2 separate regions of the Homo sapiens genome follow, and region 2 is linked to region 1. Evidence: chromatin contacts called from ENCODE Hi-C or POLR2A ChIA-PET data. All regions are on one chromosome and are shown on one strand. Each heading gives the region's core, a stretch centred on a gene start or an enhancer-like site at or near the end of the contact. The rest is flanking DNA. Distances are from core to core; before and after follow the strand shown.

Region 1 (6,405 bases), core at 1,918-4,417:
TGCTTTCAATCATCCTAAGCAGTAACTATTACTACTCACGTTTTAAAGATGAGGAATTAAAGAATATTACCACCTCTGAGCATCTACTCCTCTACCAGAAGAAACACAGAAAATGGGCATTTCTTTCATTCTTTCTTTTTTAAAAAACAGAGACGGTCTCGCTCTGTCACCCAGGCTTGAGTGTATAACACAGCTCACTGCAGTCCCCAACTCCTGGCCTCAAGTGATCCTCCCACCTCAGCCTCCTGAGTAGCTGCGATTATGACAGGAGTCACCAAATCCGGCAGAAACTACCATTTCTAAACTGTCACAAAGAGATTCAGGAAACTCTCCTATTAACATATGTTAAATTGTTACACTCTAAACCACACCAACTTCGGATTCTCTACTAGAACCAGGCAGAGTAACAATGGTCCCCAGGACAGCCAAGCATTTCTCTCATATAAAACTCCAAAGCTTTAAAAAATCTTTCTTACCACCTTTATGGGTTAAGTAAAAATTTATCTTCAGTATCTCTTTTTAAAGGCAGGCTAGCCAGAGCAACAGCTAAGTGTCCCATTCCCCAATTTTGCTAACATACTCTATAAAGGGGGTTAAGTCCTGCAAAAGATACGTACTTCATCTATTCTGTGATTAACTCTCTGAGAACCAAACAGAAAACTGAGAATGCCTGGCCATGCTGCAGGAACTGCACCCAAGGAAGCAGTCAGAGTCCTGCATACACCCCCTTACCATGGGACCAATGCTTCACTCACCATCTCGGTCCTCATCATGGACACTGAGGTAGAGATATTCTAGGCCTCTTCCTTTTTTGCCATGCTCAGCTCCTTGTAGTTTAGTCATGAGGGTTGTTTTACCAGAACCATCTTCACCTACAAAGGATGTTTGCAAGACAAAGGTGTACTGTTTATTCCGGGCAAGGATGGGGAGGCATGACACTCACATGACACGGAGAAACTAAGAATTTCATGCAAAGTCTGCTGTTGAAGTCTCACCTGCTTTCATAAACAAAGGACTTTGCTGGAAGAGTGGTTGGGAGGGTGGGGAGGAGAGGGTGGTAAAGGCAGCAAATTCCAAGATCTAAAATGACATTCTACTGCAGTTATCCTTACTTCAAAAGGGAAATAATGAGGCAGGTCCACAGGCCCTATCTATAATTTATAAGACATGCATTCGGAGAAGTGAAAGTAAAAGGTAGGGTTAGTTTCTCACAAGAAAAAGTTTCACCACAAGAAAAACAAGAAATCTTCAAAATATGATACAATTAACCTAAAAGTCCAGGTACTGTGAACTAAAAAAAGTCTGATCCTGCTTCACAATGGTGAAGAATGGAAGTTATTCACTTTTGATTTTAGTACATCTCCTTCACAAACATTCTGAAGGCTAAGAAACTGACGAAAATAATTATAGACCTAGCAAAACTCTTCAGTACAATCTCAGTTAATTATTAAGCACTTCTTCATCTCCCTCCACCCAAACAACACCCCCCTTCCCCGGATCCTTAAACATCAAGGAGAACCATCGCCAAACATTACTAGGCACTTCTGCCATTTAATAATATGGAATTACAGAACATGAGAATTGAAAGGCAGTCAGTCCACAGATCAAAGACCTCCTCTCCATCTCCAATGCCTCTACCTTATTCAGGCCCTCTGCATCCAGACCAAGGTGAGGACCTGTCAGCCTGACTTCAGTACCTGCTCATTTTGAGCTACTGTCCCTCTGCAGGCAGCGTTCTTTCTAAAACTCAGATCTGGTGATCTTGATCCCCCACTTCTTGAAGATCTCTAAGGGTCCGGTATTACCTACCACAGTCAATTCCTGAGAAAGGTCACACATTCTAACAGTAGGAAAACTACCAAGGCAGTGATTCCCATGGGAATTGGGGGATGGAGGTGAGATAAAAGCCATTTGAAAAATCAGAGAACTTCAGGAAACAGCACTAACTCTTCAGCCTTCCCACAATCTGCCCCCAACTTACCTTAGCAGCCACCAACCACAAGGCGCTTCTAGCAGTTTCCAAACCCCACACCCTCTTGTCATCTGTGTCCCTGCATACTGACACTTTTCTGCAAAATACTCAACCCCCGAATCATCCTCCTTCACCAGCTCTAAGCAGTGTAATGCTTCCACAATAATCGGCATGGTGCAATGCAATCACCAATACATCTGTCTTCCACCAGACTGAGATTCTTCTATAGTGTTTAAGAGTCGCCTATGCTGAGCCTGTGCCCAGCCCACAGGTCCCAAGCAACAAATGGACTTGCTGTGTGAATGTACCCAAACTCCCTCACTTGAGGAGAGTGAGGCCAGAGGGAGTAAGGGACCTGACTCAGGTAACCTAGCAGTGAGGGCTAGCATAATGGAGGAAACGTCCCCAGTGCTGACTCTCTGTCCTCTGCAAAGTCCCTAAAACCTCGGACTATGCACTACTGATGAGGCTCAAAGAAGGCTCCCGTGGTCATTTCCCCACAGCTCCGAGCCCAGGTCACCTCGTTCTCCCACCTTCTCCACCTAATCTCATCTACTAGCTTCCCCTCTCCACGACCTCAATTTGGTAACCGTCGAGGCAATGAAGGCATAGAGGGCCAAGTGACTGAAACAATATGCCGACAACCCCAAAGCACCACTACGCTCTCCAAAGAGGGCAGCATCCCACCCTCAGGCGCTGGAGGCTTGACCACTCTCCAGCTGACCGGCCAGGGCCGACGGTCCCTTTCCCGCCAGGCTGCGGGCAGGCGGCTGGAACGGGGAAGGCGGGGACCTGAGGGAGGGGCGCCCGCCTCGCCCACCCCAGCGACCTGGGGCAACGCCCCGCCGCCGGCGCTCACCGAAGACCAGGATGTTCTTGCCGGACGGCAGCTTGGACCTGGCGCGGGTGGACACTTCGCTCAGAATGGAGGACCTGTGGCGACAATGGCAAGAGTGGTCAGCCCCGGGCCGGGCTGGGATGGCCCGGCTCGCGTCGGCCCCTCAGTGTGTCCGACGGTCCGGCCCAGAGGCCGCGCCCCCCACGGCCCGGCCCGACCGCCCGCGGCCTCACCATAGGCTCTGGCCTTCCTCCTCCTCACTGGTCAGGTCGCCGGCGGCCGCCACCGCGGGCCCGTTGGGACCTAGCAGCAGCTTCTTCTCCACCCCCACCGGCGCCATCTTGCCAACTGCAGCCACAAAGAGGGCCCTCCCCCGGGCCCGCCGAGGACCCGCGAGGACCCGGGCCGGGCCGCCCCCCGCTCGCCGTCCCTCGCGCCGCGCCGCCCGCCGACCTTGCCGCGGCGACTGCGCCGCCCAACGTGTCCTCTAGGTCTGCGATGGCCACGGGCTCCCACGGGTTGCGAGGCCGCCGAGGTGGCGGGCGGCGGTCAGGCAGCCGCCGGGGCAGCCATGCGCGGGGAGGCGGTGGCAGGGGCGGGCACCGTCCGGACCGAGGGCGCGCTGGCGGCCTCTGCCGGCTGAGGGGCGCAGCGCAGCACCCCGCCACGCTCGCCGATTCCCCTGCGCCGTCGCGGGTCGGGCAGCCGGATGACCGACCCGAAAGCCTAGGCTTTGGGAATGAGACTGATGGACACAAAAGCGCCATTTATCTAGAGCTCACCATGTGCCAGAGTCACACATTATCTCACTGAATCTTATCTAACCCTTTCACAGATGAGGAACCTGAAGCTCAAAAAATTTAAGAAACCCACCCAAGGACCCAAGGCTAGAAGATAACATTCGGTACTTCTAATTTATTCCCCAACCTTGGACCATTATATCATGAACTTGGCCTAACCCTACTCAAGCCCTGCATTGAAAGACTAGCCTTAAGGAAGACCCCAGAATCCTCATAAATATCCTGCATTTCCCCCTCCTCCTCCGAAGACTAAAGACTGTGAAGTAGTGCTCTTGACCGCAGTGCATAATACACTTGGCTTTGCTTTATTAACATGCTTTTTAAAATGATGTTTTCAGGGAGCCAGCATTTCACACCAGAAGAGGAGCCCTTAATTTCCTTGGGGGCCAGCTGGCAGGTGCAGAGCGGGGAGAAAAATAAAAGGAAAGGGGATGGAAAAGGGAAAGAGCGGAGAGTAACCGAAGGAAAAACATACATTCCATTATCAAGCTTAATTTTAGGTGTGGCCTCTACTTGAGGGCTCTTGCCATTCTCTATGGAAACAGGCTAACAAGACATTTCTAAATATCACAAGGAAGTGGAATGTGGCAGAAAAGCACCACCTAAGTAGGTTTCAGATGAGTAGGATTGTGATCCTGATGCCAAAAAATCTGGCGGCATGAATTACGGGATAAAACAAATGGGCATATCATCTGCCAAACTGGATGTAAGGTTTAAACAAGACGAGAGTGAAAACCCACTGAGTTCCTCCCTTGGAAATCTGGGAAAATCAGGCAAAGTGCCAGAAGTCCTAAAAGGGCAAGCAGTGCTGAATTTTCACAGGACAGAAGATGGAGATGAAAATTACAGGCCAGTGAGCTTAATCAGCACTAAGTGAAATTTTGTGATTAAACACTAAAGGAAAAGAGAATACCAGATTTACACAGTATCTTTCTTTTTTGCAGGAGTACCAGGTAGGCGGATGCTGCAGATACAGCAAATGCAGATTTCAACAGGGCATTTGACAATTCACATCTTAGATGCGAAAGTGAAATCAATGCTGGATGATAGCACTGAGGCTTATTAAAGACTAGCCCAGAGGTGGCTGATGAAGAGGAGGGACCAGCAGATGAGGCTGCTAGGGGCCTGCCCAAACCTCCTGCCCTGGCCAGCCAATTCAGGGTGCCATCAGTGACTTGGATAAGAATACAGCAGCAGTCATGGAAGTTGTGGATGACCTGAAGCAGGAAGGGTTGCCTTATCTACTGCATGACAAACTGAGCAGAGACTAAATCTAACAAGTTGAAATTTAGCAGGAACTATTAAAGTCCTGTGGAAGAGTTTAACAAAAAAGCATAGGAAGGCCAGGTACGGTGGCTCACACCTGTAATCCCGGCACTTTGGGAGGCCGAGGCTGGCGGATCACTTGAGGTCAGGAGTTCCAGACCAGCCTGTCCAACATGGCCAAACCCCGTCTCTACTAAAAATACAAAAAAAAAAAAAAAAAATTAGCCAGGAATGGTGGCATCCGCCTGTAATCCCAGCTGCCTGGGAGGCTGAAGCACGATAATTGCTTGAACCCAGGAGACAGAGGCTGCAGGGAGTTGAGATCACACCACTGCACTCTAGCCTGGGCGACAGAGTAAGACTGTCAAATAAAGTAAAATTTAATTTAAAAATGCATAGGAATAGGATAGGAAATTATTTGAAATAAAAATGATAATCTAAACGTCATTACTGTATTAACTATAATCTAAGAGTTGGTCATGTAGAATGCCAAGAAACATCTTAGGGTAGAACCCATAAAACCTCACTGATGCTAACAAAGAAGCTAGCCCCCCATGCCAGTCAGGCTGGATTTCTTAGGGTGACATTTCTGGACACATTTTGCAAAGACAGAGGTATCCAGTGGTCAGTGACTAAACTCATAAGGGGACAAGACATCGTTCTGCTGCAACATGAAGTAACTAGGGCTCATCAGTATGAAGGATAAAGATACAGAGGGAGAAGAAGGGAAAGTGTAGACATTTCTGAAAAGCTAAAGCAAATAAACATACACCAAAAAGAAGTGAACCTGACTATATGATGTGGGAGTATTCAAAGCAACTGCATAATTAGTCTTTAGAAGAAGAAACTTTTTTTTTTTCCTCTAGGATACTACAATAAACAATAGAAGAGGAAACTTTTTTAAGAGATAGGGTCTTGCTCTTGTCCAGGCCAGAGTACAGTGAAACACTCATAACTAACTACAACCTCGAACTCCTGGGCTCAAGCGATCCTCCCACTTCAGCCTCTCAAGTAGTTAGGACCACAGGGGCATGCCACCACATCCAGCTAATTTTTAAATTTTTTTGTAAAGATAGGGGTCTCACTATGTTGCCCAGGCTGGTCTCAAACTCCTTGCCTCAAGTGATCCTCCCACATTGGCCTCCCAAAGTGCTAGGATTACAAATATGGGCCACCACCACAGCCAAGGAAACATTTTAATTAACAAAATGTCAAATATTGATTTAGTGTATGGGAACCTTAGTTAAATAGCTTGGGGAACTATTCTTTCTGAATTCTGGGGAGGGACTTTTGTACCATATAAAAATACTAAAATCCAAATGTCCCACATAGTATTTATTGCAATATAATGTCAAATAACATTTAAAGGCTAATTCTTTTCTCTGTGTCCTTTAAGCTTAAGGAAAAATAAAAGCATATTCCTAAACAAATGTTTGATCTTATGAAGGAATTTTCTTACTAATCTGTACACTGATGATATATTTGCTTTATAAATCATTGTAATTTGATGAGTTTCAGCATCACAAAAA
Region 2 (6,405 bases), core at 2,509-5,008, 530 kb after region 1:
TTGAGACAGTCTCAGTCAGGTCACTCAGGCTGGAGTGCAATGGTATGATCTTGGCTCATAACCTCTGCCTCCCAGGTTCAAGCAATTCTCCTGCTTCAGCCTCCCAAGTAGTTGGAATTACAGGTGCCCACCACCATGCCCGGCTAATTTTTTGTATTTTTAGTAGAGACAGGGTTTTGCTATGTTGGCCAGGCTGGTCTCGAACTTCTGACCTCAGGTGATCCACCCGCCTCGGCCTCCCAAAGTGCTGGGATTACAGGCATGAGCCACTGCGCCCGGCCGTAGTCAACAGTTTAGAGTCAACAGCCCCAGCTGTCACTCACAAGTGTCATTCTGGGTGTGTTACATGCTCTCTCTGAGCCTCAGTGTCCTCATCTCTCAAATGAGATAATCATACTCACTTCATAAGGCTGCTGTCAGGATTAAATGACAAAATTTAATGGGAAGAATCTACCCAGGGCCTGGCTCAAGGTAAGGGATCATAAATGTCATTATTTGTCGGGCCGGGTGCGGTGGCTCATGGTTGTAATCCCAGCACTTTGGTAGGCCAAGGCGGGTGGATCCCTTGAGGTCAGGAGTTTGAGATCAGCCTGGCCAACATGCTGAAACTCCATCTCTACTGAAAATACAAAAACTAGCTGGGCATGGTGGTGCATGCCTGTAATCCCAGCTACTCTGGAGGCTGAGGCAGGAGAATCACTTGAGCCCAGGAGATGGAGGTTGCAGTGGTGGGGGCAGATGAACATGGTGGGTTTGACAGGGAGGCAGGCAGGTGACTTGGATGCAGGAGAGCAAGTGCGTCAAGCGCTCATCCATGGGTCCTTGCCATGTGACTGGGCAGGGTGGCCTGAGCTGAGAGAACTTGGCTGGGGTAGTCTTCGTGAAGGAGATGCTGCACCCAGGCCTCAAATGAGGAAGGATTTTGATTAGGGGAGATGGGCATGGGCCTTCAGGAAGAGGAGCCAGTGTGAGACTAGACTAGTAATCAGATTTGTTTTCCAGGCCAGTCTGGGAGGTAGATGGGAAGGCTGTGATGCCTCTAAGTGGCCTTGACTGTCATACCAAGGAGTTTGGAGTTTATTTAGGCCAAAGGCAAGAGAGGTCTGGAAGTTCTGGGGTATTTGTTGCCCTCAGTATTTGGGGTAGTACTGAAGAGGGGTGTGCAAGGTGAATGACTGTGGGTCTGTTGTCACTAGACCCAGTGAGGCCCAGAGCCCTCCCCTCCTTTTTATTTATTTATTTATTTTTGAGACAGAGTCTCGCTTTGTCACCCAGGCTGGAGTGCAGTGGTGTGATCTTGCCTCACTGGAACCCCTGCTTTCCAGGTTCATGTGATTCTCTTGCCTCAGCCTCTCAAGTAGCTGGGATTACAGGCATGTGCCACCACATCTGGCTAGTTTTTGTATTTTTAGTAGAGATGGGGTTTTGCCATGTTGGCCAAGCTAGTCTGGAACTCCCGACCTCAGGTGATCTGCCTGACTTGGCCACCCAAAGTGCTGGGATTTTGTGGCATAAGCCACAGTGCCCGGCCCATTTTATTTTTGATTGAGTCATGTTGGCAAGAAATGGGAGGCTGAGGGAGAGTTGGGGAAGGGCCAGGGGAGGGAGGCCCATTCCCATTTTATGATCTCAGTGGAAAAGGCTGCTGTGAGTTGATTCTGCTGCCAGGAGAGCCACAGAGATGGGCCCCATGAGTCACTGCTCAGTCCTGCAAGCTCAGCCCACAAAGCCTGCTGTGGTCAGCCACCCCTGGCTGGCTCCAGGCCCAGCTCCCCAATATTCCCCACTAGGCCTCAGTGTGTCCTCATTTCTATCTGTACCTTTGCCATCCTGGGCCATGCAACCTGTAGCTCTCGGCCTCTTCTGTCTCCTTTCAGGCTGAGTCTCTGAATCTGTCTCCATTTGTGACTCTGGTTTCCATGGGATACATAGATGTGGAGCCTCAGGAGGGCAGGGGTAGTGTGATCAGTGTCAGGCGCCCCAAAGCATTTATTCTGTGCCAGGCCCTGTGCTGGATGCTGAAAGTACGGAAGTGGATAACATACAGTCTCTGTTTCCATGAAGCCTACAATGCACATTCTCTGTGGAGTGGAGAAACCAGGGCCCAGCCCTGCCTCTATCTCAGTATGGCTGTACCTCCCCTGAATCTGCCTGCTGTGCCCAGGGTGCCAGGTCAGCTATAGCCTGTGGCTTGAGGCTCTTCTTTGCCTCTGGCATTCACAGGGGTATGTGTGCCCGCCAGCAGGTCCCCCCCGGCTCTTAGGGCTCCTGGGGGACTTGGCTGGTGGGTGCTGGTGGGCAGCAGAAGGGGAGGGAGGGAGCAGAAGGCAGTGACTCAGTGGGGGTGGCCCTGGGACAGAACTGGGGAGGAAGCCAAGGTTGGATGATGCTTCCTGAAGCCAGGAGGGTGGGAAGAGAGGTCTGGCTGGGAGTTAGGGATGGAGCAGGACAACTCCAAGGCTCCCCTCTGGCAGCCAGACCTGCTCATGAAGAAGGCTCCTCGGTAGCTGCCTGAAAGTCTGGACTCTGGGGGCTGGGCTGGGCTGGGTGGGGAGATTGCTGTTGGTCCCACTGTGCCTGTTGTAATCCCCAGGTTCATGAAAGAGGTGCCTGCCTTAGAGCCAGGGAAGCCGTTGCACCCGGTGCCCCCTCTCCCCAGGGACCATGGGCCTGGGCACACTGTGGGGCTCAGGGTCTTCTCCTGGTCGCAGAGCTGACCTTCCCACAATCTTCCCACAAATTCTGGGGAGTGTCGGGCCAGGCCCACATGCCCTAAAGGGACCTCAAATCGCACAGCTACCCACTTGGGTAGCTTTCATCAGTTCAGGATTCCCTGACTGCGGGTGAAATGAGGGGGCAGGGCACCAACACAGCCCGAGTGCTGGCAGCGGGTGAACGTATAACACAGGGAGTCTTCCCCAGTCCTCACGGCAACCCCAGGAGAAAAATGACTTTCCATTTTTACAGGTGAGGAGGGTGAGGCTCAAAGAGCAGAGTTCCTGGAGCGCCCCCAGCAGGTAAGTGGAGAAGCCAGGCCTGGGCTGGGGGCTCTGGCTCCAGAACCCCACCTCAGCACCAGCCTCCTGCACCGGACTTTGTGGAGAAGGGGGTAAGGGGGTGCCAGGGATGGCAAAGGGGTAGAGGATCTGGTGGACTCTGGCAGGCCTGGGTCAGCTCCACCCATTGGTCTCACTCCCACCCGGATGGCAGCCCCATCCCACGTGGGATCATGCGACCTGTCTCTGGGTGCCCGCGGCGAGGCAGCACCCCGCTTCCCTACACAGAAGGCCTTCCCCTCCCGTCGGCTCATTCAGCCGCGGAAGCCCCTGGGAGACCCCGCCCCGCCCCGTCCCGCGGTGCCCCCCGCGCACTCACCCTCGCTCACCCACGCGGCCTTCCTGGCGGGAGAGCGCTTCCGGCGTCCTCGCCAGGCCCGGGGAGTGGGCACGGTGGAGCTGCCGACCGTTGGTCGCTGCCCCAACCCACGCACTGCGACGCCGCGGGTGAGGCGCGCGGTCTGCGGGGCCCGGGGGTGCGGCGGGGCGGGGCTGGCGGGCTGTCCGGGCCCACGGAGAGGACGGCGGCGGGCGGGGGTTGCTGCAGGGCCCGCACCTTGTCTTCCGCGCCGGCAGGGCTGTGCCCCGTCGAGACCTGCTCGGGCTGTGGCTCCGTCCTCCGGCCTCCAGGGGGCGGCGCGGCGCTGCGCGGCGCCCCGGCGGCACTGCCCTCCCTTCCCAGCGGCCAGGAGGCGGTGTCCCGTGACGCCGCGCGGCCGCGCTGTAGTGGCCGTCGAGGCCGCCGTCTGTTCGAAGGCTGTCCGACTTCACGGTTCCCCGCGGCTCGGCCCGGGGGCGTGAGTGTCGCCAGCGGGCGACGGGGGGGCGCGCGGTAGGCCCTGCAACAAGGCCAGGGCCTGGGGGGGCCGGCAGGAGAGCGAACCCGAGGCATCGTGGTGCCATGGCGGGGCCGCCCCCACGGGCATGGGCCTGCAGAGCGTGGCCGTGAGGACGCTGAGGGTGGGCGCGCACGGAGCAGAGGCCCACGGGCGTCCGACGGGGGACCTGGACAGAGGGACACCCTTAACGTTATTCCCTCTTCCCAGGCCTGAATTGCAGTTCCTGTGCCCTGGCACTAAGACTGGCACCTCCTGCGGCCCATGCCCTTCGCCTGCATTGCCCACTGAGTCCCACTCGACTGTCTTCAGCGCGGTTCACACTGAGACCCAGCCCTCTCCCGCTGGCCCCGAGCAGGCCCACCTTTAGGAGGGCGTGATGGAAAGGCCCCTGGAGAATGGGGATGAGTCCCCAGACTCTCAGGGCCATGCCACCGACTGGAGATTTGCTGTGTGCAGTTTCAGGGATGCCTGGGAAGAGGAGGAACCTGCTTCCCAGATGCACGTTAAGGACCCAGGTCCTCCAAGACCACCAGCCGGGGCCACCCAGGATGAGGAGCTACAGGGCAGCCCCTTGTCCAGGAAATTCCAGTTACCCCCAGCTGCAGATGAGTCGGGGGATGCCCAGAGGGGCACAGTAGAAAGCTCCTCAGTCCTGTCAGAAGGGCCAGGCCCCTCTGGAGTGGAGAGTCTCCTATGCCCCATGTCCTCCCACCTCAGCTTGGCACAGGGTGAGAGTGACACCCCAGGGGTAGGGTTGGTAGGGGACCCAGGTCCAAGCAGGGCGATGCCATCTGGCTTGAGCCCTGGGGCATTGGACAGCGACCCTGTGGGCCTTGGAGACCCTTTATCAGAAATATCAAAGCTGCTGGAGGCAGGTAAGGAAGGCTGGGCTAGGGAAGTCTGGGAAGGGAATGGGGATGCCTGGAGAGATGAGTGTCAAGACTTTGGAGGTCTCTGACCCTACTCAGGCTGAAGCCCGGGTCCAAGTAGGGGTCTCTGGATAGGTGGTCCAAGGCAGACCCAAGTCATTTCCCTTCCCAAGCCCCCAGTGGATCCGGCCTCCCTAAGCCTGCTGACTGCCTCCTGGCCCAAGACCTCTGTTGGGAGCTGCTGGCCAGTGGTATGGCCACCTTGCCAGGTAGCCAGGCGGGCCTAGAGGCGGTGGAGGTGGAGTGGCCCAATACGGCAGGAGTTCACTGCTTCCTCCCCACAGGGACTCGGGATGTCCAAGGCCGGGCAGTGCTGCTTCTGTGTGCCCACAGCCCAGCCTGGCTTCAGTCTGAGTGCAGCAGCCAGGAACTCATCCGCCTCCTGCTGTACCTGCGAAGCATCCCCAGGTTTGAGGGAGGGGGTTGGGAGACTGAGCCTGAGCCAGCTGTGAGGACTGGGAGTCAGGTACTGAACTGAAGCTCACCCCTTTAGGCCCGAAGTACAGGCACTGGGACTGACAGTGCTAGTTGATGCCCGAATTTGTGCTCCAAGTTCTTCCCTCTTCTCTGGGCTCAGCCAACTACAAGTGAGTACAGGATTGTAGCTCCCCTCATTCCTTTTCTTTTCTTTTTTTTTTTTTTTGAGACGGAGTCTTGCCTTTGTCGCCCAGGCTGGAGTGCAGTGGCGCAATCTTGGCTCACTGCAAACTCTATCTCCCCGATTCAAGTGATCCTCCTGCCTCAGCCTCCCAATTAGCTGAGATTACAGGCACCTGCCACCATGCCCAGCTGATTTTTGTATTTTTTAGTAGAGAGGGGGTTTCACCATGTGTTGCCCAGGCTGATCTCGAACTCCTGAACTCAGGTGATCCTCCCGCCTCGCCTCCCAGAGTGCCGCAATTACAGGCGTGAGCCACCATGCCCTTTTCTGTAGAGTTGGGGATAGTGCTGAGCTCAGGTTCCTTGCAGGAAGCAGCCCCAGGGGCCGTGTACCAGGTGCTGCTAGTGGGAAGCACGCTGCTGAAGGAAGTGCCTTCCGGGCTGCAGGTACTAAGCCCAGTTGGCTAGGGGTAGAGGTGGGGTGCCTCCCCCCAGGCCTGGGTCACAACACCTTCTTCTCCTGTAGCTGGAGCAGTTGCCTTCTCAGAGCCTGCTGACCCACATCCCAACGGCGGGGCTGCCCACTTCGCTAGGAGGAGGCCTGCCTTACTGCCACCAGGCCTGGCTGGATTTCCGAAGGGTCAGTACACTGGGTGGGGCATGGGGGCAGTCATATAGGCAACTTGGGATCATGGAGGAGCCTCTCTGGGGCTGGCTTGAACCAGACAAAGCTGGCTGCAGTGGCCTGGAACCCAGGAAGCCCAGGACCAACACTGCATGCTGCTCCGGTCATGCCTGCCCCTGCTTACAGCGGCTGGAAGCTCTACTACAGAACTGCCAGGCAGCTTGTGCCCTGCTCCAGGGGGCCATCGAAAGTGTGAAGGCTGTGCCCCAGCCCATGGAGCCTGGGGTGAGTGTCCCCTCCCAGTCCCTCCATGAATGCTCCCTGTCTCCCTCCTTCTCTCCCATGGCCACCTCCAC

What was found. A loop is a pair of places that touch in the nucleus more often than their neighbours do. ChIA-PET counts read pairs that join two places held with the same protein, here RNA polymerase II (POLR2A). Pooled maps may share reads with other maps.
Region 2: a pooled map shows a loop between it and region 1 (2.3-fold over the local background). The contact joins the promoter of PLEKHG4 here to the promoter of DYNC1LI2 in region 1. A Hi-C loop is called at or near these places in 1 of 50 pooled maps. POLR2A ChIA-PET finds 5 or more read pairs at or near these places in 2 of 52 experiments (WTC11 and naive thymus-derived CD4-positive, alpha-beta T cell).

Annotation. Positions count from the first base shown.
Region 1 is chr16:66,748,442-66,754,846 of GRCh38, forward strand. DYNC1LI2 (dynein cytoplasmic 1 light intermediate chain 2) reads right to left here and starts at 3,168. Exons shown (of 13, transcript NM_006141.3): 1 at 3,044-3,168; 2 at 2,832-2,905; 3 at 756-872. The coding sequence starts at 3,150. DYNC1LI2-DT (DYNC1LI2 divergent transcript) reads left to right here and starts at 3,311. Exons shown (of 2, transcript NR_133569.1): 1 at 3,311-4,459; 2 at 4,555-6,302. TERB1 (telomere repeat binding bouquet formation protein 1) reads right to left here. Exons shown (of 19, transcript NM_001136505.2): 19 at 6,199-6,405. RefSeq lists a silencer at 2,796-3,595 and an enhancer at 2,809-3,524.
Region 2 is chr16:67,275,774-67,282,178 of GRCh38, forward strand. It overlaps PLEKHG4 (pleckstrin homology and RhoGEF domain containing G4), which reads left to right and starts at 3,759. Exons shown (of 22, transcript NM_001129729.3): 1 at 3,759-3,853; 2 at 4,103-4,770; 3 at 4,938-5,033; 4 at 5,109-5,232; 5 at 5,318-5,411; 6 at 5,794-5,871; 7 at 5,951-6,064; 8 at 6,236-6,334. The coding sequence starts at 4,272. It overlaps LOC124903701 (a long non-coding RNA gene), which reads right to left and starts at 3,638. Exons shown (of 3, transcript XR_007065092.1): 1 at 3,376-3,638; 2 at 1,821-2,018. RefSeq lists silencers at 3,252-3,411, 3,462-3,891, 3,611-3,792.